6 separate regions of the Homo sapiens genome follow, and regions 2, 3, 4, 5 and 6 are each linked to region 1. Evidence: chromatin loops called from intact Hi-C (ENCODE). Cell type or tissue: heart right ventricle. All regions are shown on one strand. Links, peaks and the distances in the headings refer to the core of each region. The heading gives the core; the rest is flanking DNA.

Evidence for each region. Hi-C counts contacts between places; a loop is a spot of excess contacts. Peaks named below come from ENCODE experiments on the same cell type or tissue, not always from the same donor. Only the 100,000 strongest peaks of a DNase experiment are listed, where the experiment ranks them.
Region 2: it touches region 1 in a loop (2.7-fold over the local background); 15 of 110 quality-filtered maps call a loop at or near these places.
Region 3: it touches region 1 in a loop (2.8-fold over the local background); 48 of 110 quality-filtered maps call a loop at or near these places.
Region 4: a loop joins it to region 1, with 2.2 times the contacts of the local background. A loop is called at or near these places in 13 of 110 quality-filtered maps.
Region 5: it touches region 1 in a loop (2.6-fold over the local background); 46 of 110 quality-filtered maps call a loop at or near these places.
Region 6: a loop joins it to region 1, with 6 times the contacts of the local background. A loop is called at or near these places in 8 of 110 quality-filtered maps.

Annotation. Positions count from the first base shown.
Region 1 is chr7:157,270,917-157,275,817 of GRCh38, forward strand. No RefSeq gene overlaps it. Among named protein-coding and RNA genes, the nearest start is that of DNAJB6, 64 kb to the right of the region's middle. RefSeq lists enhancers at 899-1,667, 1,059-1,353, 1,668-2,437. In heart right ventricle, for the core only: CTCF peaks have their summits at 2,820 (motif pointing left) and 3,019; DNase peaks (open chromatin) are centred at 1,255 and 2,835; H3K27ac peaks cover 1,220 bases.
Region 2 is chr7:157,395,973-157,400,873 of GRCh38, forward strand. The region is part of intron 8 of DNAJB6 (DnaJ heat shock protein family (Hsp40) member B6); the gene reads left to right. Among named protein-coding and RNA genes, the nearest start is that of DNAJB6, 61 kb to the left of the region's middle. RefSeq lists enhancers at 2,150-2,229, 4,711-4,901. In heart right ventricle, for the core only: CTCF peaks have their summits at 2,098 (motif pointing right) and 2,297; DNase peaks (open chromatin) are centred at 2,137 and 2,579; H3K27ac peaks cover 3,456 bases.
Region 3 is chr7:156,967,806-156,972,706 of GRCh38, forward strand. It overlaps NOM1 (nucleolar protein with MIF4G domain 1), which reads left to right. Exons shown (of 11, transcript NM_138400.2): 10 at 1,282-1,391; 11 at 1,724-4,901. The coding sequence ends at 1,898. Among named protein-coding and RNA genes, the nearest start is that of NOM1, 21 kb to the left of the region's middle. RefSeq lists a silencer at 525-716. In heart right ventricle, for the core only: a CTCF peak has its summit at 2,547 (motif pointing right); no DNase peak of the experiment used is centred there.
Region 4 is chr7:157,385,104-157,389,900 of GRCh38, forward strand. It overlaps DNAJB6 (DnaJ heat shock protein family (Hsp40) member B6), which reads left to right. Exons shown (of 10, transcript NM_058246.4): 8 at 438-508. Among named protein-coding and RNA genes, the nearest start is that of DNAJB6, 50 kb to the left of the region's middle. In heart right ventricle, for the core only: CTCF peaks have their summits at 2,285 (motif pointing left) and 2,485; a DNase peak (open chromatin) is centred at 2,248; H3K27ac peaks cover 1,807 bases.
Region 5 is chr7:157,338,044-157,342,944 of GRCh38, forward strand. The region is part of intron 1 of DNAJB6 (DnaJ heat shock protein family (Hsp40) member B6); the gene reads left to right. Among named protein-coding and RNA genes, the nearest start is that of DNAJB6, 3.5 kb to the left of the region's middle. RefSeq lists enhancers at 144-193, 2,496-3,016. In heart right ventricle, for the core only: a CTCF peak has its summit at 2,259 (motif pointing left); DNase peaks (open chromatin) are centred at 493, 1,900 and 2,248; H3K4me3 peaks cover 1,979 bases; H3K27ac peaks cover 3,355 bases.
Region 6 is chr7:155,794,690-155,799,590 of GRCh38, forward strand. No RefSeq gene overlaps it. Among named protein-coding and RNA genes, the nearest start is that of SHH, 15 kb to the right of the region's middle. RefSeq lists an enhancer at 4,232-4,311. In heart right ventricle, for the core only: CTCF peaks have their summits at 2,443 (motif pointing right) and 2,642; a DNase peak (open chromatin) is centred at 2,442; H3K27me3 peaks cover 3,735 bases.

The sequences.
Region 1 (4,901 bases), core at 542-4,541:
AGCGATCGTCCTGCCTCAGCCTCCCGAGTAGCTGGGATTACAGGCGTGAGCCACCGCGCCCGGCCCCACTTTTGCTTTAAGAGGATGGTTCACGTTCTGATTACTGAGATGGATTGCTGTGGTTTGGATTCATCGATTGCGCACTTCTAAATGTTGACAGGAGGCAGTGTCCGTCATTAGCTTATAACTGAGGGCCTTATTTATGTTCAAAATACTGAGCTGAAGACTCTTGACACCAATTTTACCGTTCAGATAGGAGCTCCCACCACCAGCCTCGTCTTCCCTGACCCTGGAGTGGGCAAAAGCAAACATAGAGGCTCGAAGGGTGTCACAGGAGGGAACCATAGCCAGCCAACTGGGGCTGCCTAGAGAGGCAAATACGGCAGAAGTCACTGGGTTTTTCTTTCTGCACGATCCAGAATAAAGAAAGGCACACCTGTTGTGCTCATTAAGGTGATCTTATGTCATGGAAGCAGCCTGGTGTCAGTCTTGAATTTATCGTGGAGGGTGTTCACATACTGAGTCACCCAAAGAATTCAATTGCTGGCAATGTTTCTTAGATTTGTGGATAGCACAAGGTCCATGCGTCTCCTTGAACTGCCAGGATTGCAGACAGAAGTCCGCCTCCACGATGGGTGCTCCACGCCTTCACAGCTCAGGACCCGCATGTGAACTGGCCAGCGTCACTCCACGTACGCACCGTGCTAGGTAATGGGATGGCGCCGATGGACTGATGAGTTTGAGGTGATGACTGAATGGATGCTGTCGTGCTTGCATCCACAGACTTGACAGGACCAGAGCTGTTAGAGCTCATTCAAGTGTGAGGGGGGTAGTCTTTCTTAAAATGGTATCGTGTTCATGGTCATCAGCTCCCTGTGGCTGCTGTAGCAAATTACCACAAATCAGGTGGCTTAAAGCAGCAGCATTTCTCTCCTCCAGGGATCAGGAGGCCTCACAGCCTCAGGGAGGAACCCTTTGTCTCCTCCAGCTTCTGGTATCTGGTGTCTTCTCCCCCTGTCTCCAGTGTCCTGCCTTTTTCCTATAGACACCCCTGTAATCCAGGATGACTTCATCTCAAGATCCTCAATTACATCTGCAAAGACTTTTTCCAAATAAGGCCATGTATGTACACATGTCCTGGAGTCAGGACGTGGCCTGTTTCTTTGGGCAGCCCCATTCTGGCTGTGTTGATTTAAGTGTGGTAGGTAGACCCGTGGGGATTTCGAAACGTGTTCTGGTTGTACTTGGCTGTTGCCCACGCAGACGCAAACAAGCCTTTCCTTTGACTCAGTAAAACGAGCGGTGCATGAGATCAGTGTTCCCGGCCCTTCCTGAAGGCCATTGTGTCTCTAGGGGTTGGGGCTTAGCAGTCTGTATTTTTTATAGTGTCCTGGATAATCCTTCACAGGTGATTTCTGGAAAACAATTAGACAGTCTCAAAAAATCCTTTCAATGTTAAAAACTTCTAGGTTGGGAGTTGCAGGGCATTCCAGCTGATTTGCCTGGAGTTCATTTCTGGTGCTCCAGGGAGTCCTGATACCCGCAGCACCTGGGCCGGAACCTCCAGCTGTACGTGCCATCCAGGCTCCATGGAGGATGGTCTGTGGCACAGCTGCCGACTGCTCGGCTGTGGCCTGGCCCACAGCCCTTCGAGCCTCTACGTTTGCTTTTGCCCAGTCGGGGGTCAGGGAAGATGAGGCTGGTGCTGGGAGCTCCTATCTGAACCGTAAAACTGGTGTCAAGAGATCTTCAGCTCAGTATTTTGAACATAAAATAAGGCCCTCAGTTATAAGCTAATGATGGGTTCTAGAGGCTAATTGCAGCCCGGAGCCAGACGTGAGACTCCAGTCCGGACTGCGTTCTATGTTCCCGACACGCGGGCTGTCCCTAGGCACCTGGCCCTCCTCAGGTCAGCCTGGCCTTCTCCCACTCAACACCTACCACTGCATCACAGACCCTCCCAACAACACCTGAGGCCTTCCTGCCGCTTTCTCTGCCCCTCCCTGTCCCAAGCCATTGGCTTAGAATTGCAGCAAAGTGTCCTCCGTCCTCAGTTCCTGCCCACTGCCAAAGTGACCCTGACCTCAAGTCAGTTCATGACACTCTGGGCAAGACCTTCCAGTGTGTCCCCAGCTCAGGGAGAGCTGAGACCCTGTCATTCGCCCCTGGTGCCATCAGACCGCGCCCCTCCCCGGCTTGGGGCCCTGGGATGTGTGCTGTGCTGTGGCGCATGGCTGATCTCGTGTTGTACAGCAGTTTATTGCCCAGTGCCACCTCCCCTGCCACACCCTATTTAAAACACAGCCCCCCTGACCTCAGCACATCCATCCTCTCTTATTGGTATCTTTCTCTAGAGTGCTGATTTTCATCTAATACACCATGTACTTCACTCACCTATTACTTCCTTTCTCCCCCACCATGTAAGTTTCATGGAGGGTGGGAGGTTAGTAAACTGCTGTTTACCAAGCATGTAGAATAACGCCTTGCACACAGCAGATGCTCAGTAAATACTGGTTGAGTGCATGGATTTGCTACATCTATGGAGAACAGTCTTGCTAACTAAGGTAAATTTCAAGTTAGCCCCTGTATGGTTCCTACCCTCAATTCTTGGACCCCCATTTTTCTCACGAGAGCCTCCCTGCGGCTGCCAGCCGGCCCTAGCTCAGGGTAGGAGTGGGCGCCCGGTGCAGGCCGCCCAGGCACCGCCTTTCTGGTGGTCCCACTGCGGGCAGCTGCCCACGTGTCCAGCAAGTGCCTGCCTGGCCTGCTCCAGACCCCGGGTCGGCTTCGTGGTCCTGGGCAGTGCGTGGGCTCCATCTGGTGGTCAGGAGTGGGCACTGCGTGTGGAAGGGCGCCCGGCGCTCTGGAAGGTGATCTTCACCCGGGTGCCTGCCCCCGCAACCAGAGTCAGCAGGCTTGCACTGCTTGTGTCTCCTCATCAGGAAGTGGCTAATAAAATAGCAATATAAAGCTGACCTTTTAAGAGAAATGTTAAAGTTTTTGAGATGGAGTTTCCCTCTTGTTGCCCAGGCTGGAGTGCGGTGGTGCAATCTTGGATCACTGCAACCTCTGCTTCCTGGGTTCAAGCAATTCTCCTGCCTCAGCCTCCCACATAGCTGGGATTACAGGCACCCGCCACCACGCCCAGCTAATTTTGTATTTTTAATAGAGACAGGATTTTGCCATGTTGGCCAGGGTGGTCCCAAACTCCTGACCTCAGGCGATCCGCCCACCTTGGCCTCCCGAAGTGCTGGGATTACAGGCGTGAGCCACTGTGCCCAGCAGAAATGTTAAAGTTTAACATCCCATTGCCTTAGTTCCTCAAATGTTACACACACAGCAGCAAGCCAGCAGTTTCTACTAGGTTTACAGTAGAGAAGGGAAACCTGGCCAGGCACCCGAGCTCATGTCTGTAATCCCAGCACTTTGGGAGGCCAAGGCAGGTGGATCGCTTGAGGCCAGGAGTTTGAGACCAGCCTGGGCAACATGGCAAAACCCCATCTCTACAAAAAATAAAAAGGTTAGCAGGGCATGGTTGGTGCACGCCTGTGGTCTCAGCTACTCTGGAGGCAGAGGCAGGAGGATCGCTTGAACCCAGGAGGTCGAGGCTGCAGTGAGCTATGAATGGCACCACTGCACTCCAACCGGCCACAGTGTGAAACTCTGTCTCAAAGAAAAGTGAAAACCTTTGTCCACACACAGACTTGTACACAAATGTTCATAGCTGCCTTATTCACGATCGCCAAAGGATGGAAACACACAAGTGTTCATCAGCTGAGGAAGGAATAAACATTATGTGGTCCCTCTGTGCAGTGGAATAGGACTTGGTCGTAAAAAGAAGTGTGGGCCAGGCGCGGTGGCTCACGCCTGTAATCCCAGCACTTTTGGAGGCCGAGGCGGGCAGATCACGAGGTCAGGAGATCAAGACCATCCTGGCTAACACGGTGAAACCCCGTCTCTACTAAAAATACAAAAACAATTAGCCGGGCGTGGTGGCGGGCGCCTGTAGCCCCAGCTACTCAGGAGGCTGAGGCAGGAGAATGGTGTGAACCCAGGAGGCGGAGCTTGCAGTGAACCGAGATTGCGCCACTGCACTCGAGCCTGGGCGACAGATTGAGACTCTGTCTCAAAAATAATAATAATAGTAAGTAAAAGGAAGTGTGATACACAGCAGCATGGGTGCGCCTCAGGGACGTTAGATACAAAAGGACACATGCTGGGTGACTCCTTGACCTGAAGTGTCCAGCACAGGCACATCCCCAGAGGCGGGGTGCAGACTGGTGCTTGTTAGGGCTTAGGAGGGAAGAGACGGGCACTGACAGCTGATGGGTACAGGGCTTCTTTGGGGGCTGACGAGAATGTTCTGGAATTGGTGGTGGTGGCTGCACAATCTTGTGAATATACTTAGAAATAGGAAACTGTACACAGCTGGCCCTTGCGTAACACGGTCTGAGCTGTGCAGGTCCACCAAAGCGTGGGTGGGTTTCTTTTTTTTTCTTTTTCTTTTTTTTTTTTTTTTTTTTTTTGAGATGGAGTCCCAGCCTCCCGAGTAGCTGGGACTGCAGGCGCCCACCACCACGCCTGGCTAATTTTTTTGTATTTTTAGTAGAGACGGGGTTTCACCGTGTTAGCCAGGATGGTCTCGATCTCCTGACCTTGTGATCCACCCGTCTCGGCCTCCCAAAGTGCTGGGATTACAGGCGGGAGCCACCGCGCCCGGCTACATGGGTGGTTTTCCATGAAAGCTGCCCTCTATTGAGAGGCCAGCCTCTCACCTCGCCTTCCGCCTGCCCTTCCTCCTCTAGCCCACTTTATTGTAAGAATACAGCATATGATACGTAACATAGAAACCATGTGCTAACCACTGTTGATGTCACCAGTTGGTTAGGCTTCTGGTCACC
Region 2 (4,901 bases), core at 358-4,357, 120 kb after region 1:
AGTCTTACTCTGTCACCCAGGCTGGAGTGCAGTGAAGTGAACTCGGCTCACTGCAACCTCCGTCTCCTGGGTTCAAGCGATTCTCATGCCTCAGCCTCCTGAATAGCTAGGACTACTGGTGTGTGCCACCACGCCCAGCTAATATTTTGCATTTTTAGGAGAGACAGAGTTTCACTATGTTGCCCAGGCTGGTCTCAAAACCCTGACCTCAGGCAATCTGCCCGCTTCAGCCTCCCAAAGTGCTGGGATTACATGCGTGAGCCACTGTGCCTGGCCCCATGTTCCTTTTCAAGATTTAATGATTAAGTGGGCAACAGTTAAATCCCTCCAGCGCCTCAGCCTAACCAGGGAGCGGGGCAGTCTCAGGGCGACGTGTTTCTTGAGGACGCTTAGATGCCTAGGGTTCCGTTTATAAAGAGTTCCTTCAATAAAAATCACACTTAGACTTTATGTAGTGGGCAGTTAGAAACAGGGAACTAAAGACTTTTCCTTTCTCTGCCTCCAGCAAAGCCCAGGCACCCCACCCAGCACCATGCTGTCAGCCGTGGGGACAGGCAGCCCAAGGCTGCAGGGAGAGGGCCCCAGGAGGCCTGGCCCTGTGGGTTGAGGCTGCAGTGCGCCCTGGGCCCCCTCCTCTGCTCTCAGTGTGAGAGTCCACTCTCTCTGCTGCCCTCTGGGGTACTCTGTGGACCGCAGCTGTGTCCATACTAAAACATGACCAAAGGCTGTAATTTCCGGCTTTCATAGCCCTTTGTCAGGGTATCGTATATTGTGAGTTCCTGGGAAATGGGCACAAATCAAAGGGACCCAGTTCGGGGCAGGGAGGCCACAGCGTATCCCCCGAGACTGAGGAACTTCAGACAGTTCAAGTCTAAGGGGTTTTTCAGGCATAAACATCCACCGCCCGCCTCCTTTTCTACATGGGAAGGCCGACGCCACAGTGTGCTTTAGTTGGTTTCCATCTGAAAGGGGTCCTGAACCTGCCACGGGACGTGATGCCAGTGGTAGCTGAATGTGCCTCACTCCAGGTCCTCCTGGAATTATCCTCACCACTCGGCTGAGGGATGCTGTCCACACCCCTCTCACCGATGTGGACGTGTGCACGCGGTGTGTGTGCAGAATCCAGGCTATCAGGATGCTGTGCCGTGGCTGCCCCTGCGAGGCCCGTGTGAAGCCAGCCCCGTGCGTCTGTAGCTACCCCTTGAGGAGTAACCCGAGCGGCGTGCTTCCTGGGAAGTTGCTAAGCTGCGCTGAGGTGGTAACAACAGCATGTGGCCTCCACCTCACGTAAGCATTTGGTGTCTCCTTGAACCTCTGTTGTGCACCAGCACCTAGGAGACACTGAAGAGCCAGACCCAGTCACGGCCGCCCAGCCAGGGAGAGGGGGTGCGGGTGAATGGTGTCCTGCAGGTGCTGGGCCGGAACCTCTGTGTCGCTGCGGTGGTGTGTTCAGCTCTGACATGAGTGGGGATGCCAACCCCAGCAGGGCTTCTGGGAATCTTTTGGCCTTTTGTTGGCGGGGTTTCGTGAGCCTCTTATGCTGGGAGGAATCCAACAGGAGACTTTCCTCCTCATTGTCCTCAGCCTTCGCCCGTGCTCCGATTTCCTCCTGTGTCCCCATGTGTGCTCCAGTGCCACCATCCCTCTCCCAGCTGGGCCCTGGGCACGTCCCCGTGCCGTCAGCCAGTGCGCTCTTGGAGCAGTTATTTCCAAACCGACCTTCACGTCTTCATTCCCTGGAGCCACCTCTTCATAAGTAGCCATGAAGAGTTAATTGTGGCACCTGTTCTCCCTCTCGACCTCTGCCCTTCATCCTTCTCAATTCAGCTTCTATGTCACGAGCCCATCACGTGGCTGGCAAAAGCAAGTCACTGTCCTGTTTAAAACTGTTCAGGAGTCTGGGCGTGGTGGCCCACGCCTGTAATCCCAGCTACTCGGAAGGCTGAGGCAGAATTACTTGAACCGGGAGGCAGAGTTTGCAGTGAGCTGAGATGGCGCCACTGCACTCCAGTCTGGGCAGCAGAGCGAGACTCTTGTCTCAAAACAAACAAAAACTTGTTCAGCCTTCGTACCTGCTCTGCCCTGTGTTTGAAGCCGGGTTCCTAGCGTTTCCCCAGCAGATGGCGTCTGCCATTCCAGGGCTGTTCGATGTGCCTTTGTATCTGCAGAGTGCAGACAGACAGCACTGCCTTGCCACATTGTTTGGAGTCTGTCCACCCTTGAGCTCCCTAGGAGTGAGGGCAGGGTCTTGCTGGGTGTCCCCAGTGCCTGGCACACATTAAATGTTTGAATGAGCCCATCTTCTGATGGGCCAGGCATGCATTTTTGGTTGTTTGAATAATCTGCAGTGTGTGAGTGGTATTCCTAATTTGTGTAAGTAGCGACTAACCCCCCTCTCTCCCCAAAAAAAGTCAAAGAAAGGAGCAGTCTCCCCAGGGGCCTCGTGGATTGTGTGTATTTGGGAAAAGCGTGTTTTTATCTGCAGGAGTTTGTTTTCATCTGCGTGTTATCAGCCAGGCTCCTGCACTCCATTCAGACTCCATTTGGGGAAGAAACTGGAGCCTCTGATAAGATGGCCATGCCCGCGCGGCAGCTGCGGAACATTCCTCTAATAGCTTCTCGATGATTTCAGTGTGTTTTTGGCTTGAGGGGGGGGATGCTGGCAGATCTTGTTTCTGTTTTTAAATTTTATTTAACTGTGGTTACAAAACAGGATGTTTTCTGGTATATTTAGTTCCCCCAATAAAAAGAAACTTGATCTGTTGTAACCAGCCTACATTTTAGTAATTTATAAGGTTTAATATTTAATTCACACACAGGAAGAAGCAGAAATTATACCCAAACAGTAAATTATCTATGGGCTGTAGAATTAGAAGTGACTTGTTTTTTCTACAACTAATGTGTATTGCCTTTTCCGTACAAATTGCTAAACTAAAATTGTTTAAACAATTAGTGGTAAATTTCCAAAGAAGAGTAATTAATGGTATTACATGGAAAGTTTTAAAAGGCTATATAGAAAGATTTTAGAAAATGGTTGGCTTTCAGAAAGTGGTGTTGGCTCTCAGAGGGTGAGGCTGAACGGCAGTGAATGCCCTTTTTTGGTTTTAATTTGGGGAATTTTAGGTTAATTTGTGAGAAGTTGAGTTGTTTTCTTAAGGATGTTTGTAGAAGTTCCGCTGACAAGTTTGTTGGGGGCTCTTCGTGTGAGATCTTGCACGAGTCAGGCTGCTTGACTGGAAGGTTCTCAGCAGCTTTTGCAGGTCGGGTCCCTGTGGCCCCCCGCCATCCCCTGCCTTGTCTGGTGATGCTCATGCCTAGAAGGGAGGTCTTTCGCCTCCTGATGAGTAGGTGCCAGGAAAGTGGCCCTGCCCCTGCTTGGTGCTAAAGAACAGCCCTGACCGCATCAGGACATTTTGGCCAGTGGTGGTCCACGTAGACCGCAGGGGTTGCGTAAGGTTAGGACGGCATTTTCACTGCATGTGATCCAGGTTTGTATCCTTGCCGTTGACCTACAGCTGCTTGCAGCGCTCAGTGCTGGGATGGCGGCACAGGTTTGCGGCCTAGCAGCAGTCGGCCGGGCCCTGCAGCCTGGGTGTGGAGTGGGCCGTGCCCTCTAGGCCTGAGTGCGGTGACATCACCTAACATACCCCTGTTGCTAAGCTGCATGTGACTATATATCTATATATCTCTCTCTCTATCTGTATTTTTTTTTTGGAGATGGAGTCTCGCCCTGTCGCCCAAGCTGGAGAGCAATGGCACAGTTGTGGCTCACTGCAACGTCCGCCTCCTGGGTTCAAGCAATTCTCCTGCCTTAGCCTCTGGAGTAGCTGGGATTACAGGTGCGCGCCACCACCCCTGGCTAACTTTTGTATTTTTAGTAGAGACGGGGTTTCACCACGTTGGCCAGGCTGATCTCAAAATCCTGACCTCAGGTGATCTGCCTGCCTCAGCCTCCCAAAGTGCTTGGATGACAGACGTGAGCCGCCGCACCCGGCCTGTATTTTGTCAGGAGAATATCAGCATGAGTTAAGTTTATGATGCAGGTGTTCAAAGTTTTTGTTTAGTTGGGGAAAGTGCAGTATTTTGTACCACCCAGTAAAGCCTTTGTAAAGCCAAAACATGAAGTAGATATTGATCACTAATAAGGTTTAATACAGTTGGTTTTGCCTTTTTTCGGTTTCTTTGTGAGCTGCAGTAACGGGAAAGCAAGTTCTAGGGAAGTGTGAGCATGAGGTGCTGGGATGCCTGGGTCCCCGCGCCTTTGTGTATGTGCTCGCGTCTAGGGAGTTCTGAACATGGGGGATGCCCGGGTCCCCGCGCCTTCGTGTACGCACTTGTACGTAGGGAGGTCTGAGCATGGGGGATGCCTGGGTCCCCGCGCCTTCATGGACACGCTCGTGTGTGGTGTGCCGTGATGCTTGCTGTGCAGCAGGCCGGCTGGTGGAGAGCTTTCGCTGGCACCGAGCTCTTCTCCTTGGTGTGGCCGTCGGCTCCATCCTGGTCATCCTTCCCTGGTAGGTGTTACTCTAAAGCTGGGTCCTAAACCTGGCAGGAGCTTCTAATGAGAAGGGGCACTTGATCCTCGGGTGGGCTGTGTTTACGTTCTTGGCTCTGGAATTACCTTTGTCTTGCGGTCTCCGCCGCTGGTGGTCTATGTCTCATCACCAGGCTCACCGCCGGGGCTCTTGCGTCCGCCTGGCACGTGTCAGCTGTGGGTCCGGGATGAAGCCCGGGTGGAAGTCGAGGGTGTTGATGAGGCACACAGGTCATGAGGCGGGGCAGGAACTGTGGGTGGGCGAGACGTGAGTGGGTCATGGAAGGATCTTTCTGGAAGTGAGTTGGTCGCTGAATCCTGCAGAGGGGCCTGGCACAAAGGTGTGGAAGGCAGGTGTGCTGGAGTC
Region 3 (4,901 bases), core at 501-4,500, 300 kb before region 1:
AGCCAGTGCGCCCAGCTGAAACCTAGACATCTTACCAGGTGGAGTTGGGGTTAGATGTGGGCCTGTAAGGCTTGGATGGTGGGACCAACAGACTCTGAATAGCCAAAAAAAAAAACTGGAGCGCCTGGGGGGCAAAGGGAAGTGAAAAGCAGAGATAGTTGAGGGGCGTTGACTGCAGTGGCCCAGACCCACAAGACAGCCGCAGCCACAGCTTCCCGTGTGTTTCTGTGTGTCGTGTGCAGTTCATCAGCATGCCGGCTCCAGTTCACCCTGCGTCCCTTGCTGTGTGGTGTCCAAGTTTGGCCACTGTACTGAAAATGAGGGCACCGAGCCTTACGCCAAATCCTGACAACTGGAATAACTTAGCTCATGGAGGAGGCGTTGCTCCCCCTCCGCTCCCCTGCCTTGCCTTTCGCTCGCCCAGGCATTGCGCTCATCCTGGAACAGCACAGATGCTACCACCGATGAGCGGGAGAGGCGTGGCAGGAGCACACCCTCAGGCGTAGAGCTTTAGAGATGCCCCCCGCCCTGCCCCTCCGGGCTGCTCTCATTCCGAGTTTCTCTGTGTTTCGACCATGCTTTTGTGGTCTCGCCGCGTCCTCGGGTCCGCAAGCGCCTGTGATGGTGTTTGGCTGCGCACCTCCCTGTGGGTAGCATTCCCGTCACCATGCGTTTAGTCCCCTCCTCTAGCTCGCTGACATTCAGCTAAGATTGCAGTGGGTCCACGTTGGCGCCCGTGAGTCTGTTCTGGGTAGCATCCTACTGTATACGTATGCCTCAGTTTATATACTTACTTATCCTACTGATCCGTGTTTATTTCTGATTTTTTGATAGTTTTCTAGGGCAGAGATATATATGGATTAGTCTTCTAGAAGTAAATTTTATATATATATATATATATATATATATATATATATATATATATATAGTTTTAATTAGGGGATGGGTACTTTTGGGAATGGAGGTAATTTATGGTTCAGTTCTAGATACTGAATTTCTGATTCATAAGGTGTATGACCCGGGAATTCCACTTACACTGCTGAGTTGTTCTCAACGGTGGCTGTGGCCGGCCACACCTCTGCCAGCAGTGTGTAGGAATTCCCAAGGCCCACATCCTTGCCAACAGGTGTTCATTTCTTAGCTCTGGAAATAGCTTCTTAAATCGGGTAGAGTGGGGGAAGGGGGGAGATTAATTTTTACTCTAATTAACTATATTACAAATCATTGAAAAAGTTGGCTAAATCAGTGTAACTTTATTTTTCTCCATGTCCTGACCATTAGGTAGTTGAATTCAGTGAATTGGACAAACCCAGAGTCCGTTTTTTACGAAAAGTATTAAGTATCCTATTAATGGAAACAGAAGTTGAAGACCTCAGTTTAATTTTCACAAGGTATGTGCCCCACCCTTTCCGACGAGACATGGAAGAGAAATGAAGAGATTGTTTTCACTTGTGTTGATTTACAAACACAAGGTTGTACTATACGTGTAGCTTAATCTTTTCGGTTTTATTTTTAAGCTGGTATGCATTAGATCTGGGGAATAGAAACTTGTCTGCTAGCAAACTAACAATGATTGTTAATAATAAAATATGTTAAGAAGTTCTTAATTGAGAATTTTATTTTTAAAAGAAACTGGTTATGTCTCACTATGCGAGATACCCAGGATTGAGATCTAGGAGAGGCCAGCTCAGCCCTGACATGTGTTTATACGATTCCTTTCCAGAGTATCTGACAACCCAAAGCTGGGGGTGTTACGTGAGGGTTTGAAGCTTTTCATCAGCCACTTCTTGCTAAAGAACGCACAGGCCCACAGAAGCGCCGACGAAGCCAACGTGCTGAGAGAGAAAGCTGACCTTGCAACGAAGTGTCTGCAAGGAAAAGCTTCCCTGAGAATGTAGTCAGGGAAGGAAGGAGGGCAGGTGGCCCTTTGACTGTAAAATGTCCTTGGTAAACCCAAAGGCTTATTCTGTTGCCTGCGTGTGAATGTTTGGTAGAGCTATATCATTGTCTGTTAATGTATTATATTTTGAGATTTTTTTTGATCTAAGGTTTTATTGTTTGTATTTCAAGCCATTTTCAAATAACTATCTTGGGGGTGAGAGGAGAAGGAGGGAGGGAAAAGGGGTCAGGCACACTGGACAGGGTTCTCTAAGCAGTGAGGCTGGTGTGTATGATTGTCTTAAAATTTTTTAATAGATATGGCCGAGCGTGATGGCTCACCCCTGTAATCCCAGCACTTTGTGAGGCCAAGGTGGGCGGATCACTTGAGGCCAGGAATTTGAAACCAGCCTGGGCAAAACCCTGTCTCTACTAAAAATATAAAAATTAGCCAGGCATGATGGCACATGCTGGTAATAGCAGCTACTGAGGTGGCTGAGGCACAAGAATTGCTTGGACCCTGGAGGTAGAGGCTGCAGTGAGCCAAGATTGTACCACTGTACTCCAGCCTGGGCTGGACAGTGAGACTTTTGACAGTGAGACTGTCAAAAAAAAAAAAAAAATTAATAGATAAAACAGGCCACTAGAGGGTGCAGTTATAAAGAAATTGATGAGGTTTTTACCTTTTTAAAATATTGGTTAGAAGTTCAAAAACCATCCCTTAAAGGTGATTGTTTTTTTGAGACAGAGTCTTGCTCTGTCACCCAGAGTGGAGTGCAGTGTCCTGTAATCTCAGCTCACTGCAACCTCTACCTCCCGGGTTCAAGCGATTCTCCTGCCTCAGCCTCTTTAGCTGGGACTACAGGCGCACGCCACCACGCCCGGCTAATTTTTGTATTTTAGTAGAGATGGGTTTCACCATGTTGGCAAGGCTGGTCTTGAACTCCTGACCTCAGGTGATACACCCATCTCGGCCTCCCAAAGTGCTGGGATTACAGGCTTGAGCCACCACGCCCAGCTTAAATGTGATTCTTGATACTGTTTTAAGTATTTAGGTTGCAATTAACTTTGGCAAAGTCAGTCGACATAAGCCCTGTGGATATGGCCTTATGTACACTGTAATGCAGACAGGTGCTTTTCATCATTCATGTAACATTCTCACACAGTTGAGGATATTCATCTCCTCACCAATTCCAGATTGTAAATGTACCATCTTAAACAACTCTGAGGTCACCAAACAGTAGTTATTTGACTGTTAATAGGTGCTACTTGCTTGCAAGGATTTGGAGATGTAAACATGAAGAAAATATAGTTACTGCCTGCAAAGAATTAACATCCGTCTAGTGGGAGAAACAAACACACCCCACTCACTAAGTATGGAAAACTGATTCTGGGAGGAAGCAGAAATGTCCCTAGATAACAGCATGTATTGCAGATACCCAAATGTTTATTGTTTTCTCAGCCCTTCAATTTTGCTTTTCTCTCTCAAATGCTACAGACTCAATTTAAATCTTACCTTTGATTGTTGAAAAAAGTCACTAAGATGTGAATACAGAATAGACATTGAGAGGTTATATATGTCCAAAACTCATCTGTCCAGCAGTCACCGTCCTCTTCAGAGTGGTCACGTTGGGCAGATGGGCACAGGTGCTGGTGATGCCTCTCCTGGGCAAAACGCCCCATTTGTGGCACTTTCAGATACTATTTATTTACTTTTTAAGAGAGAGACAGGCTCACTCTGTCACCCAGGCCAGAGTGCAGTGGCACGATCATAGTTACCGCAGCATCAAATTCCTGGACTGAAGCGGTCCTTTTGCCTCAGCCTCGCGGATAGCTAGGACCACAAGCAGTAGAGACAAGATCTCCGTATGTTATACAGGCTGGCCTCAAGTGATCCTCTTACCTTGGCCTCCCAAACACCGGGATTATAGGCGTGAGCCCCCGTGCCTGGCCTCAAATTTTATTTTAGCTCGACCCTATGGCAGTTTGTGTTTGGAAATCGTGATGTGAAGTCATCAGTATCTGTGCATATCCCTAAACTAATGGTTTAAGCTTTGAAGCATGCGCAAGCAACATGAACAACTGAATACAGAAAGTAACTGAAAGCAGCACAGAGACTGTGTCGTCCCTACAGACTTCTAACCCTGCATTCAGCAACATCATTCGACCCGAAGCCAGATTCAAACCCTATGTCTTCTAGCAGGTTCTGAATTTAGAGGACAAATAAGGTGACAGGTACTAAGAGAAGAGTGAATTAAGTGAAAATCTTCCCTTTGTTAAGGAGCTTTTTAACAAGAGTGTCTTTGCTGGGTGGTGATTGGGATGTAACAGATCAGTTCTACTGGACTTGTAGCTTGATAGTGAAATAAGGAGCTTGGGCTAAGGTATAAATCAACACACTGCTTCCTTCCTCCAGAAGGTCTTACTGTGAAGGAAAAAATGTCAGTTGAACTAAATTGTGCTTCACGCCTCGGTAGATTTGCATTCTGATGCAAGCCCCCAACCTCACGGACCAAGAGGATCCCTGGCTGCCTGTGAATGGCCCACATTTGAGTGGTGCTAACTTGATGTGAGTAGGCATTAATTATGGGTGCGGCTACTAAGATGGGAAAAACTATCACGACAGTGGCACCACCTGATTTCATGATGTACCATATGCAGTAACCCATGTTTGAGGTACAGAATTGAAGCTGATTTTTCTGCAAAAGATGAATTTCTATAAACAATCCCATTTTTATATTTTATTATTAAAACAAAAATACCTCTCTTTGCTAGAGAGTTATATGTATGACTTAAATTATTAGCTATGGTTTGCATTTAGTACATGGCAGATTGCCTGTAAGTCTGTTCATTTTAACAACATACAGGGCTGGGCACGGTGGCTCACGCCTGTAATCCCAGCACTTTGGGAGGTTGCGGGTGGATCACTTGAGGTCAGGAGTTCGAGACCAGCCTGGCCAACATGGCAAAACCCCGTCTCTATGAAAAATATAAAAATTAGCTGGGCATGGTGGCAGGCACCT
Region 4 (4,797 bases), core at 1-4,000, 110 kb after region 1:
GTTGTATGCTAAATCTGGCGCCATGAAAATCTTTTGCTCTCCAAATTCATTAATTAAAGCCTTTTCTCTTAAATTTTACTTAACTGTTGAATTATTAGAGGGAATCTTTAATGTAATACAGTGTAATAAGTTTCTGCAGCATTGTTAAAATGGTAAAATGGAAAATCATTAATAGTAAAGCCTTTACTGTTTTATAGCCTCTGCATGTATTTAGCATCCGCCTGTACGGTATTTGAGACACAATTTATTTTGTCAGGTTAATTCTATTTTAGGAAAGGAAGATGTGTTGTTGACAGGTTGGCTTCAGCCATGTTTTTACAGCCTGAAAATTACTTATATTCATGGTGTATTTCAGTAATGTCCTTAAACAACTTAGTTACCCTCACACATGCATTTTCTTTACCAGAAAGGTTTTTAAATGAATTTTTTTCCTACAGAATTGTCGAGAACGGTCAAGAAAGAGTAGAAGTTGAAGAAGATGGCCAGTTAAAGTCCTTAACAATAAATGGTAAGGAGCAGCTGCTGCGCTTGGATAACAAGTAATTCAACGCACGCACTTAACAGAAATGTTAAACTATAACAAGCACCATTTGAGGATTAACAGGAACATTTTTTTGAAGATTTCAAACGAACTCGACTTTCAGTATAATTGTACCTAAAGTATTTATAAACAGCTCATCGGAGCCTCTATTTGTCATAGACTTTTGAGTTGATTGTTGGGACCACATAATAGGACCATTTTTTTTTTGTCTTTAAAATTGTTGTAAATCTCTGTATGCACTTTGCTTTTTTATTAAACGTACTCCAAGGTGAGTCTTGACTCTTTAGTGTAGGACAAGATTGTACACTAACACCAGCATGGACCTGCTTTTCATTGTGTCTGAAATGTGAGCCACGTAGTGTCGGCCTGCTGTGAAGTTAACATTGCCAGGACGATTCTTCTACAGAAATAATTTCAATTTTTTTCAGTATTTAGTAGTGAAAGATATTAATACATTAATGGTAATACATTTCTGGTTTAATATAAATTAAGGATGTTTTCTAGTTGTGCATGAATGCTGGCAACTTAGTAAGTTTTGACAATTGTTTAAATATGTAATGTTAAGCTTAGGTTTAAAAAAGTAAAGCTGGTAAACTGGGTCTTTGTCATTTGCTTTAAAAAAAAAAAAAAAGAAAATAAATGCGAATGTGTTGGTGCATTCTTCCTGAGTGGGATCTGGAGCTTTTTTGTGTCTGTGTATGATTTGTGCCTGGGCTTCTAGTGTCACTTTAATAGCGTTTCGTGCTGTTCATTCAGGTGGATGCCGCACCTCAGTTACATGTAGACATTTTCTTCAGTATATTTGAAGTATATGAAGATTTTCATATTGTAAGTTGTGATTTAGCAATTGATCAAACATTTAATTATGGTAACATTTCTACAGGAGAGGGAAGAAACCATTGTATAATTTTTCACTCTTAAAGTATGTTCTAGTTTGATGTAAGATCACTTACGGATCCGGGCGCGGTAGCTCAACGCCTGTAATCCCAGCACTTTGGGAGGCTGAGGCGGGTGGATCACCTGAGGTCAGGAGTTTGAGACCAGCCTGACCAAGATGGTGAAACCCCTGTCTCTACTAAAAATAGAAAAATTAGCTGGGTGTGGTGGCAGGCGCCTGTAATCCCAGCTACTCTGGAGGCTGAGGCAGAAGAATTGCTTGAACCCGGGAGGTGGACGTTGCAGTGAGCTGAGATCGTGCCATTGCACTCCAGCCTGGGAGACAGAGCAAGCCTTCATCTCAAAAAAAAAAAAAAATCACTTTGGGACAGTCAAGGTCTTTTGTTTCTCAGTTTGTAATATCTTTCATGATTACCATTGGTAACTAGAATCCTAGCTGTAGTGAATATTGAACTAGACTTTGACTGAATTTGAAACTGTTTTGGAACTAAACAGCGTGAAAACCGCTAGAAGGACAGGCGGTTCCCTGACAAACAGCGTAGCGTGTTCCATCCGTGCTGGCTTTGCAGGAGGGCATAGAGATTGCTCGGGATACGCCAGAGCCCTTAAGCAACCTCACGTGCTGTTACTGAAAATAAGTAAAAAATATTTTAAGGAATTTCATAGGAGCTCAAAAAAGCATAGCAACAGTTAAGTAATTGGGGACAGTTGAAGTACAAGAAGAACAACGAGTGATGTGCTTGTCTGTTGTGTCGGAAATAACCCAGCACGCGGCACTTCCTGTCTCTGGATAAGGTAGGTATGCAGCCATGGCACGTGCGGGAAAGCGGGACAGCGCCCTCTAGTGTTGGAAATCCCACTCACAACTAGCATTGTGCGATCATAGAGCGCGCTTTTGTTTATGCCATCAGGACGGGTGGTTTTTTGTTACTAAATAAATTCAAGTAGATACTTGGACTAAGGCGTTTTATATTTTTCATTAGTGGGTGGGATGAGTCAGTGCAGCAGCCTTGAGACATCCAGGGATGTCCAGAAATACCAGGAAAATGAAAAGTCTTTACCTGTAATTCTTAAACTAGGAAGCATTTTGCTATAGCGTTGGTACTACACAATTTTAGAACACATTTGGTTGTTCTAGACTTTGTGGAGTGTTTCATGCAACTCTAGCTGTGAACAGTTTACTCAACATGGTGTTACAGGTAAAATATGTTTGACTCCTAAGGAATCTTTCTTGTGAAAATTTTTTTTTGAGGAGGAGGGAGCATTCATTTGTACTTGGGAAAACTACTGTTTTGTTTGTTTGTTTGTTTGTTTGTTTTTTTGAGACGGAGTCTTGCTCTGTCATCCAGGCTGGAGTGCAGTGGTGTGATCTTGGCTCATTGTAACCTCTGCCTCCCGGGTTCAAGCAGTTCTCCTGCCTCAGCCTCCTGAGTAGCTGGGATTACAGGCACCCACCACCACACTCAGCTAATTTTTGTATTTTTAGTAGAGATGGGATTTCACCATGTTGTCAGGGCTGGTCTGGAACTCTTGACTTCAAGTGATCCATCCACCTTGGCCTCCCAAAGTGCTGGGATTACAGGCGTGAGCCACTGCGCCTGGCTGAGAAAATTACTTTTATTCTGTTCTTCCATTGATAGAAGTGTAATTTTATTAAGTTACTAATAGAATAGAAAGCCTATTTGTTGCTGTCAAATCTTACACCTTTCATTTTTAAACCCCGTTAAGTTTATTCCTAGAGAATTCAGTCTAAGGGTGCATGAGAGTACCTTTGAAAAGTTAGGAAATGGCTGTGAGCATTGATACCATCACTCAAGTAAGTGATGGCTTGGAAGAATAATAGCATTTGATTTAAATTACAGTTTTTGGTAAATTCAACAGTCTCTTTACTTGCTGTAGTGTTGAGCGCCTCTGAAAATAGGAAGCTGAACGCTCCTTAACGGCACGTATCTGGTTGTGCACAGCCCCATGTGGTCCCATCCATTCTGGGGTGTGCTGTCTGCTGTGTTTGGTTTGTGCTCAACTTCCCTGTTTGAGATTCTTTTTTAAGTTTTATTTTTAAAGTCTTTAATTTTTAAAAATACTTCAATAGCTTTTGGGGGGGGGGTAAGTGGTTTTTGGTGACGTAGATGCATTATATAGTGAATTCTGAGATGTTAGTGCTGCTGTCACCCAAGCAGTGTATGTTGTACCCAAAGTGTAGTTTTTTAATCCCTGTTTGGCATCCTTTTGTCTGGAGGGCTCAATAATCTGTATTTTTGTCATCTCCTGTTTTCCTATTCCTTGTAGCTCCCCACCCCGTTGGTTTGATTTGAGTGATGGATTATTCCTTATATTTCTATCCTTTATAAAATTTAAGCTTTTTAGATTCCAAAGATTCCAGGCTTGATTTTGGAAACTCGGGGTTTTAAATAATCTGAAAGATGTCAATCAATAGTGGCATCATGGGCGACTTGTCATTCTTCCTCTTGGAAGTCCTTCAATGAGTAGATTTTAGAAGTGGGTAGAGTTAGTGTCACCATTTGCTAAACTTACCTGTGCACCTAGTGTGCTGAAGTAAATGTTCCTTACAATGTGGAAACGCTTGAGGAACACTGTGGGGTGATTGTCTTTCCAATCAATTTTAATTTCTGTTTATTAATTAGAGCTTGAAAAATGCCTGCTTATCCTGTCTTGATTACCTTCTAGATATCATTTCTTTCCGGGAATACTGATCTTGTTTTAAGCACTATAGAATGAATTAGAAACATTTTTATTTGCAGAGGATTCAACGGTAATAAATAATTGGCATATTATCTCTGTTATTGATTGGCAGCAGTGTTGAAATTTAGCCATTAGCATGTTCAGTGACAGAATGGAGGCAGATGTTGTTATTTCGGAGGTTTTCAAGCACAAAATTATGTTTAGTTGATTTGAATACTTGGTTTCGTGGGGTCTGGAGGGGACTGAATTACATAACCCACTGCTGTTTGTATTTTTAAAAACGAAGGCATGAGATCTTACCCTTTGGGGTCTTGATTTCAAAGCCTTTGGATATGGTATTCCTAGCTGTTCTAGGGACGTGGGGGGAGCTAGATGTAGGCCTTGGTACTAAAGTGTGACCAATGGTTGAAATGGGGTAGACCGAAGTCTGTCATTTGGCTACGTTATTTCGTCTTCCTGTTTAAAAAGGTGAAAAGAGGGAATGTCACAGCAGCTATTCCTGTGTTAGAAATCTAGACGTCACTGATTTCCAGAGACAGCAGAGTTTATGATTGGGCGTTAGAAGGCCTGTCCTGGCTTCTGTGCTTTGGTCAGTATTTGCTGCCTTTTGTGCAGGGTATCAGTCGGTCTTACCTAACTGTTCACTAAGGACTCGA
Region 5 (4,901 bases), core at 453-4,452, 67 kb after region 1:
GCTCTTTGTAGTTTTCAACGTTTTTATTGAGTTGCGAATTTTAGTAAGGATTTGTCGCTACAATTTAAGCCAAATTATTGATTTAGTAGAAAAGTTAGAGTGAAGACCGAAGAAAGGAAACAGACGTTAACCATTAAAGCTTGATTGCTGCTGCTTCGTGTTTAACCGCACTTTTCCAAATAGTGTTGCGTATCAGAACGATTCATGATTTCTGAAAGGAATTATATGCAGCCGCCTTACTCCTCCGCCAGTCCACCCGTCCCGCGTTCTCTCTGGGTTTACTCCAGACTTCCTTTTTTTTTTTTTCCTGAGACGGAGTCTGTTCTGTTGCCCAGGCCAGAGTGCAGTGGCGCGATCTCCACTCACTGCAACTTCCAGCTCCCAGGTTCAAGCGAGTCTCCTGCCTCAGCCTCCTGAGTAGCTGGGGTTACGGGTGCTCGCCACCATGTCCGACTAATTTTTGTATTTTTAGTAGAGACGGGGGTTTCACCGTGTTGGTCAGGCTGGTCTCGAACTTATGACCTAAAGTGATCGCCTGCCTCGGCCTCCCAAAGTGTTGGGATTAGAGGCGCGAGCCACCGCGCCTCGCCGACTCCAGACTTGTTTCCACTCCTGAGGGCCTTAAGCTCCCTTGGAGTTTGTGCTTTCACATTTCTTTCTGCCTTCCGTGATAAAGGGATGAATAGTTTTTATGCACGCTTCAGCGAGCTGCGGGTTTTTGTGGATTACGCAGGCTGTGAAATTTGGGAAGTAAGTTGCCTTAAGTTGGTAGATGTGGAGATTTGACAGGAAGTGGGAGAACAAAGGGGTTGGGAAGCTTTTGGAAAGTGTCCAGGCTTCATCTGTGCTGTGGAAGGTGAGAAAGTTGGGAATTCCAGAGGGCAGAGCTCTTAAAGAATTTGAGATGAGTTCAGCACTCTCTTCAAAACAGTGTTTTAAAATTTATTTTCTTCTGGATATGAAAGTGTTAGGTTTGGGAAGTAATTCTGGCTGTAGGACAGTTTTTCCGGAACACTAGGTGGGGAGTGTTGAATGTTGTGAAGACTAAAATATGCATATGGTATTACAGTGTGATACCTGTTACTGAGTGGCGTACATTAGCTTTCATTTTTAAGCAAGCCCGTAATTCCCTTCTATTAACTCTGTTTTGGACAGTGGTACCCGTCACCCTCATCAGTCTTCAACCTAGATAACCTAAATCCAGGTCTGAGGTGGGGGTGGAATGGTCTGTTTGCACCTTTTTTTTTTTTTTTTTTTTTTTTTTTTTTGAGACGGAGTCTTGCTCTGTCGCCCAGGCCGTAATTAATGCGGTGGCGCGATCTCGGCTCACTGCAAGCTCCACCTCCCGGGGTCACACCATTCTCCTGCCTCAGCCTCCCGAGTAGCTGGGACTTCAAGCTTCCGCCACCACAGCCGGCTAATTTTTTTGTATTTTTTTAGTAGAGACGGGGTTTCACCGTGTTAGCCAGGATGGTCTTGATCTCCTGACCTCGTGATCCGCCTCCTCGGCCTCCCAAAGTGCTGGGATTACAGGCATGAGCCACCGCGCCCGGCCTTTTGTGTGTGTGTGTGTGTGTGTGTGTGTGTGTGTGTGTGTGTGTGTGAGATGGAGTTTAGCTCTTGCCCCTGCTGGAGTATAATGGCACCATCTTGGCTCACTGCAACTTCGCCTCCCAGGTTCAAGCGATTCTCCTGCCTCAGCCTCCCGAGTAGCTGGGATTACAGGCATGCGCCACCACGCCCAGCTAATTTTTTCTATTTTTATTAGAGACGAGGTTTCACTATGTTGTTCAGGCTGGTCTCGAACTCCTGACCTCAGGTGATCCACCCGCCTCGGCTTCGCAAAGTGCTGGATTACAGGTGTGAGCCCGCGCGTCCGGCTGTCACTTTAAAGAGTATTATAAGAGGGCACTTCATAACTTGGGCAGGTATTTTTAGTCATCCTGAACGTGTCGCTGTGGACTGGGTGTCACCGCGGGACCGCACAGACACCTTACTGTCGTCTGCTGTAAAGGTCAGCTTCTATATTGGTTAATGCTTACAGATATCTGTTGAGGAATAAGAGAATGTAATTAGCCTTTGTATTTGTGAGTTGACGTTTTGACGGGATTTTTACTTCTTAGTATTTATTTGCATCGAGGTTACACACTGGATTAACAGCGTTTTTTGGAAACCTTTTTAAAACTTTTTCATTTCCTCAGAAATGATTCTGTTCAAAATGTGGTTTGGTTAAATTTGTGCAGGACCCCACCTGGTGGTGAGAGGCGGGTAACTGCAGGCTCATTAGCGAGTAAGAGTAGGATCAGTGGCAGGATTTAGCAAATGGTGTAGTTCAAGGATGAATAGAATTTGAGAATATCAAACTCAAAAAAATGAGGTTAATGAGAAGAAGAGCAAAGTTGGTGAAAACAAGAATATGTTAGAAACGATGATGTAGGAATGGAAAAACGACAACGCCTACCTGCAGAAAAGTCAACTAGTAAAAATGTGATTTTTTTTTTTGTATTGATATTAATGAGGTGTTTTGTCAAACAAAACCCTTTATGTTTTTGTATGGACATAAATCACTGTTGACCTGTTTCATGTTCCTGGAGATATCCTACTTGAGAAGGAATATTGATTGATGATTAGTTGACTGACTGATTTACTTGAGATGGAGTCCTTGCTCTGTGTCCCAGGCTGGAGTGCAGTGGCGCGGTCTTGGCTCACTGCACTCCTGGGTTCAAGCCATTCTCCTGCTTCAGCCTGCCAGGTAGCTGGGATGACAGGCGCGTGTCACCACGCCTGGCTAATTTTTGTATTTTTAGTAGAGACGGTTTCACCATGTTGGTCAGGCTGGTCTCGAACACCTGACCTCAGGTGATCCCCTGCCTCCGCCTCCCAAAGTGCTGGGATTACAGGCGTGACCCACCGCACCTGGCTGTGTGTGTGTGTGTGTGTGTGTGTGTGTGTGTGCGCGCGCGCAGGTGGAATCACCCTGTGTGCCCAGGCTGGTCTCGAACTCCTGGCCTCAAGTGAGTCTTTCATCCCGGCCTGTCAAAGTGCTAGAATTACAAGTGTGAGCCAGGTGCCTGGCCAGATTTTAGATTTTTTTGTTGTTGTTGAGATGGAATCTCATATTGCCCAGGCTGGATGCAGTGGCGCCATCTCGGCTCACTGCAACCTCTGCCGCACGGGTTCAAGCGATTCTCCTGCCTCAGCCTCCCGAGTAGCTGTGATTACAGGCACCTGCCACTGCTCCCGACTGATTTTTGTATTTTTAGTAGAGACGGGGGTTTCACCATCTTGGCCAGGCTGGTCTTGAACTCTTGACCTCGTGATCCACCCGCCTCGGCCTCCCAAAGTGGTGGGATCACAGGTGTGAGCCACTGCGCCAGGCCATATTTTAGAATTCTTAAGCTGTGTTGCAAAATTACGTGTCTTTGGAAGGGTGATTTAGTTTACACTACATATGATTTTTCCCCCTTTGATATTTTTCTACTTACCTTTTGCCACCAAAGGCTTAAATTAAAAGTGTGTTTTATATTTGTGTTGTGCATATATACGTGTGTGCTCTAGTTGGTATGCTTATGAACTGTGTACTAATACTTATTCCTCTCTGCCACCTTGAGATGGCATGTACCACTTGGGTGGGCTTTGAATCTGAAGTTATTTGTGTTTATAGGAATGTCCAGGACACAGAGTGCTTAGAAAGTATTGATTGAATTAGATTCTTTCTAGTTTGTGTATGTCCTGATGACCTTCCTGTGATTAATAATGGAATCCAGAATTCAAGAAAGTTGGAAAAAATAAGTTTCAGCAGCACTGGAGACTGAGTACTTAACCGAGTGTTGCTTTGTTTATTTTAGAGTCTCACACTGTCACCCAGGCTGGAGTGCAGTGTCGCGATCTTGGCTCACCGCAACCTCCACCTCTGGGGTTCAAGCGATTCTCCTGCCTCAGCCTCCCTGGTAGCTGAGATTACAGGCGTTCGCCACTACACCTGGCTAATTGTTGTATATTTAGTAGAGAGTGGGTTTTGCCATGTTGGCCAGACTGGTTTGGAAGCAGGTGATCCACCTGCTTTGGCCTCCCAAAGTGCTGGGATTACAGGTGTGAAGCACCGAGCCTGGCCCTATTTTATTATAATAATAATTTTTTTTGAGACAGGGTCTCACTCTGTCACCCAGACTGGAGTGCAGTGGCGTGATCTCAGCTCACCCCAGCCTCCGCCTCCTAGTGTCAAGTGATTCTCCTACCTCAGGCTCCGGAGTAGCTGGGATTACAGGCACGTGCCACTATCCTGGCTAATTTTTTTTTTTTTTTTTTTTTTTTTTTGAGTTTCACTCTTGTTGCCCAGGCTGGAGTGCAGTGGTGCAATCTCAGCTCACTGCAACCTCTGCCTCCCAGGTTCAAGCGATTCTCCTGCCTCAGCCTCCCGAGTACATGGGATTACAGGCATGCACCACGACACCCAGCTAATTTTGTATTTTTAGTAGAGACAGGGTTTTGCCCTGTCCAACTCCTGACCTCAGGTCATCCGCCTGCCTTGGCCTCCCAAAGTGTTGGGATTACAGGCGTGAGCCAGCGTGCTGGCCTAACTTCTATATTTTTAGTAGAGATAGGGTTTCACCATGTTGGCCAGGCTGGTCTTGAACTTGTGACCTCAATCCACCTTCCTCGACCTTCCAAAGTGCTGGGATTACAGGTGTGAGCCACCAAGCCTGGCCTATTATGATTTTTTAATGAAAGGGAGTTAAGCTTGGAAGTATCTAATAGGTGATGAGTGCTAGTTGAAGAAATGGTCTCTGATCTTGAGTAATGGGGAAATAACTTCTGTGTTTGTTTCAGAAATATTTTAGGACATACTGGATAATGAAATAAGTAGGTGATGTGTGTGATAAGGAATGAAAATTCACTGC
Region 6 (4,901 bases), core at 593-4,592, 1.5 Mb before region 1:
TTCCTTACATTGAACTAGGAAAATATAGCAAATAGAACAAATCTGCCTGTATTTTTTTAAGTTACTGAAATCCGGCTGGGCACGGTGGCTCACACTTGTAATCCCAACACTTTGGGAGGCCGAGGTGGGTGGATCATCTGAGGTCAGGAGTTCGGGACCAGCCTGGCCAACATGGCGAAACCCCGTCTCTACTAAAAATACAAAAATTAGCTGGGCATGGTGGCAGGTGCCTGTAATCTCAGTTATTTGGGAGGCTGAAGCAGGAGAATTGTTTGAACCTGGGAGACAGAGGTTGCAGTGAGCTGAGATCGTGCCACTGCACTCCAGCCTGGGCAACAGAGTGAGACTCCATCTCAAACAAAAAAATAAAAATATAAATATAAATAAATAAAGTTACTGAAACCCCACCACGTGTTGGTGTGCTGCCTAATTCCAGCCAATGCTTCATCTTAGCAACAGCTGAGATCTCTGCGGGCTGCATATGATCTGTCTCTGCCTTGGACCGTTTTGATGCCTTGCCTGGGAGCTTTGTACATTCATTTATCTTTTTCCACAGTTGTAATAATTGCCTGATGATTGAAAGCTCTTTTTTTTTCCTTTTTCGTTTTTTTTTTTTTTTTTTTTTTTTTTTTGGCTGAGGTCAGTTCTCTGGGCAGCGTTCCTCCAATCCACCTCGTGGAAGTCCTGGGTACATCTCAGCCACTTCTCTTTCCTTCTCTTTTCTCTTCTCCTGGGGTCTTTCCCTCATGTATGCTCACAGCCCTCCCAGTGGAGCAAGGAAACTTCCAGTGTCTAGAACAGAGAGGGAGCTGCGACCAGAGGAGAGGTTGGCAGGGTTGGCACATTCGCTGAGGGGTCTTGGGAGGGGTGCCTGTGGCTCACCTGCCCTGGAAGGGTGGGCTGCGCCTCTGCCCCACTCTGCCTGGCTGGCCGGGTGTTCAGGGCAGGTGCTCCCCAGGGAGGGGCATCCAGGGCTGGGGCTCCCTCAGTACTCCCTTCTTTCATTCTTGATGTGGCCCTGGACACAGAGCAGGGACTCTAAAATTGCTCCCACAACCCACTAGTGGGTCCTGAAATCAATTAGTCGCCGGCTTGAATAAAGAGACGATACTGCGGTGTAGGGTAAATATTCTTGGCAAACTCTGGCTTTGGTGTGACACACGTGTGTAGGTGCTGCGGTGAGGGTGTACTCCCGGGTGTGTGTGGCCCGTCATCCCACACGGTTACTGCACACTCAGCCTGACACGGTTTCTGTACATGTTATAAGGAATCTTCCAGTAGGTTTTTATTTCTGAAACTTTTTTTGTGACAAAGGAGAAAAAGCTGAAAGAGGTGGTTTTTCAGATCCAACCTCAAGGCAGGGCATCCCTGGGGCAGCTGGTCACCACCCAGAGAATGGGGCCTTCTGTGGCGCTGGGGAGGGTCTCCTATCCCAGGACGGCCAGCCTTGGCCCGGCCCCTGGGTCCTCCTGATGCTGGCCTTGCGTTGCCGCCTGCCTGGGCTGGGACCCGGGCTCTAAGCACTTGCTAGTGATGGGGCAGCCTTTGTGTTTCACCAACCTGGATTCCAGAAGAGTGTTCCTTAGGGTCAGCAGAAACGCTCCATCTCTTCACCTGGGTTCTCATATGTCCTAGAACGCTTTCCACCCAGGATTTGACTACGAGAGGACACCACCAGTCCCTGTTTCAGAGCGAACACTGTTTCTATCCATGCACCTCTGTCCAGGGCTCGGCGCCCCTCGGCCTGGCTGTCCCATCCCCTCCTCCGCGCTCCCTGGCCTTCACCGCCTAGCACACCTGTTTATTCAGCCTGAGACCTGCTTCTGGAGCTAGAGAAGATGGGCTGGAGGGAAGGGGCTGCTGCAGTGGGTGGGTGGCCCCGGCCAAGTCTGTGCCGCTCCCTGCTCCCCGCGAGACCTTGCGCCCCCTCCGAGACCCGCTCTTCCATCTGCACAGAGGGAGTCGTGGTGACAGGACGAGGTTTCCCGTGGAACCCTCGGGACAGCTCTGGACGCTCGGGACTCGGTCGCTTTCAGGGTCAGATGTCAGAGGTGGCCTTTGCCCTCTGCCCTCAGCCAATACTTTTCCTGATTTCCAGATTTTTCAGTTTCTTTCCTCTCTTGTGCTGACGGCCGGCACCATCCCCTCACTCTCCCACGCCCCTGCCTCTGTTTTTGGCTGAGGCCTCCTGCGGGTCCCGGACTCAGGGCGGCCTCTCCGGGCCGGCCCCAGCCCCCCGAGGCTGAACTGACCCCTCTGGAGAGGAAGGCGCGTGACCCCCTGGTGCTCACCTCGCCGCCCCTCCTTGACGCTCCCGTGGGTGGAGGTGGCCTGTAGTCACCCGCCCTCGGTTTGAAGGGACTCTGACGCTTGAATCCTTAAGGGCTCACCTGGGCTGTCGGACCGCCGGCTACGGCCCCGCGGCGTTTCCCCGAGGCGACCACCAGAGGGCGCGCGGACTCCACCAGGGCAGCGCGGGGACGGCTCCCTCCAGCCACCGCTCTCTCCAGCCCCGGGCCCCAACTCCAAGGCTCCCTCCAGCCCCGGGACCCCGGCTCCCCCCAGCCCCCGACCCGGCTCCCCCCGGCCCCAGGCCCCAAGTCCACGGCTCCCTCCAGCCCTGGGACCCCAGCTCCCTCCAGCCCCGGGCCCCAAGTCCACGGCTCCCTCAGCCCCAGGCCCCAAGTCCACGGCTCCCTCCATCCCCGGGCCCCAAGTGTCGGCTCCTTCCAGCCCCGGGACCCCGGCTCCCTCCAGCCCCGGGACACTTCTGGAGAAGCAGCCAGGAGCTGGTCCAATGGCAGGTGCCACCTGCACCCAGCACCCTGCAATTCTGGGGAGAGCATGGAGGTGCAGGGAGAGGAGAGAGCCCGGACGTGGGTAGGTAAACTCCCCAAACGTCCACCCTGTGCTGCCAGTGCCTTTTACATGCAGAGGCTGTGGAGGCTGAAAGACCACCGGAGCCCTGGCTTGACCAGGGCTGGAGAGGAGGAGAGCACCGGCCTGCATCCCTCGGAAGCCGAGTTGGAACTGCAGAAGGAGCCTCCTGCTGCAGTCTGCTGGTGTTCGGTGCAGATCCAAACTGTGGATGGGCTCCTGGGCACACCCAGGGGTGGGTGGCTGCTTCTCTCGCGGGTGGTGCCCGGCGCTCTGCAGCTTGGCCCTGGGGGAACCAGGCCCAGGATAGTGCCCCAGCCGGAATCTTTGGAAGGTAGGAACCTGGACACTGGGCCGAGGCTCACTCCACTCTCCGAGGCCCCAGGCACAGGAGGGAAGATTGCGCCGTCCCCTGCCACTCACAGAGCAGTAAGAAGAACAGCTGCCATTAGAATGGCGCGCCGTGGAGTAAACACGGGCAGGCTCAACCGTGCCTTGGCTTCCTGGGCTGCGCGGAGGCTCTCATCCTCTTTCTGAAATGGCAGGGACCACATTGTCCTCTCCACAGCCCCATTCCTCTGCGGAGGCTCCTGCCCAGTGGGGCCTGCCTGCTAGGTGGGCCGCCTGGGCCATGAGAGCCGCAGAGTTCTGGCCAGAGGCCTTCAGCTGGGATTCTGAGACCTAAGCCATGGAGTGAACAGACGCTCAGGGGGTGGGGGCCTTGACGCTCCTCGCAGAGGCAGTGGGTTTGTTTTGCTGGCTTTAGGTTGCAGGGTTCTGAGGCAAATCCTTACGCTAACCTCAGATCTGGAGGAAGGAACTTTCCTTCCACTTCCCCTGGAAGCAAAGGCTTGGGCCCTGACCTGGGATGGGGGATTCCATCCAGGAATCAATTCTGTGTGGGGGAGAGTTTTTTCCTTTGATTCCTGGCATACTCTCTCTTCTACTATATCTTCAGTTTTCTGATGTTTCAACCCTCTTGTTTCAACCTCTTTGCCCCATCTGAAAACACAGCTGCCCTCATCTTGAAAACCAAAGGTAGCCGTTAAAATGCACCCTCCATACCCACTCTCATGCCTCCCTGCATGAGGACCCAGCGCTTGTTTATAGAGTGAAGTGTGAATTACAAATGTTTTGGTCTTAATTTGAGAAAATTAAGCTCAGCCAAAAAAAGAAAAGAAAGTCATCTCCAAATCCAGACTTCCTGTTTTCTAACTATGGGGTGATCTGCACAGATGAGAGAGTAACACGGTGCGGCTTCTGCTAACTGCTCTGGGGACTCCACGGGCTGTGTCTGGACCCCGCCTCTCCTGCACAGGGTGTGCCTGGCAGTTTAGCTCACACCTGATCAGCATCGAAGGGTGCTGTTGCTCTACCAGGCAGACGTGGCTGCCTCCGGGGTCTTCCTGGACTTGTTAACCTCCCGAGGCCCCTACGGCTCTCAGGGAGAAGCAGGAGTGAGTGGGCAATTCTAATTGAATTCTAATTGAGAAATATGCTGCGATGGTAGACAGGGCACTGTGTTCCAGCTCCTGCCCTCAGCCCCCAGCCCCTACCGCCAAGCTTGATTTCAATCCAAAATCCTAGAAAGAGGGTTGGCAGACTTGGGCAGAGAGCCAGAGAGTAAATACCAGGCTGTGCGGGCCAGGTGGTTTCTGTGGCTTTCCTCTGGGCTAGTGGAGAGGCTACTCCAGACAACACGTGAGTGAGTGTGGGTGTGTTTCAATAAAACTTTATGTATGGACACTGAAATTTGAGTTTCACAGAATTGTCACATGTCAGAGAATAGCAGTCTTCTTTAGATTTTTTGTTTTTAAACATTTTAAGAATGTAAACACAGTCTCAGCTCAGGGACTGTGTGAAAACAGCCCTCGGACCAGATTTGTCCCAGAGGCCAAAATTTGCCCAGCTCTGTCCTGGAACATAAATCCCAGGGAGTGCCCGGAAACGGCAGGGCTCACGAAGGGTTTTGTGACTCGTTTGTAAGAAGTCATACGGAAGTCGCTTCCTGGGCTTCTCAGCCT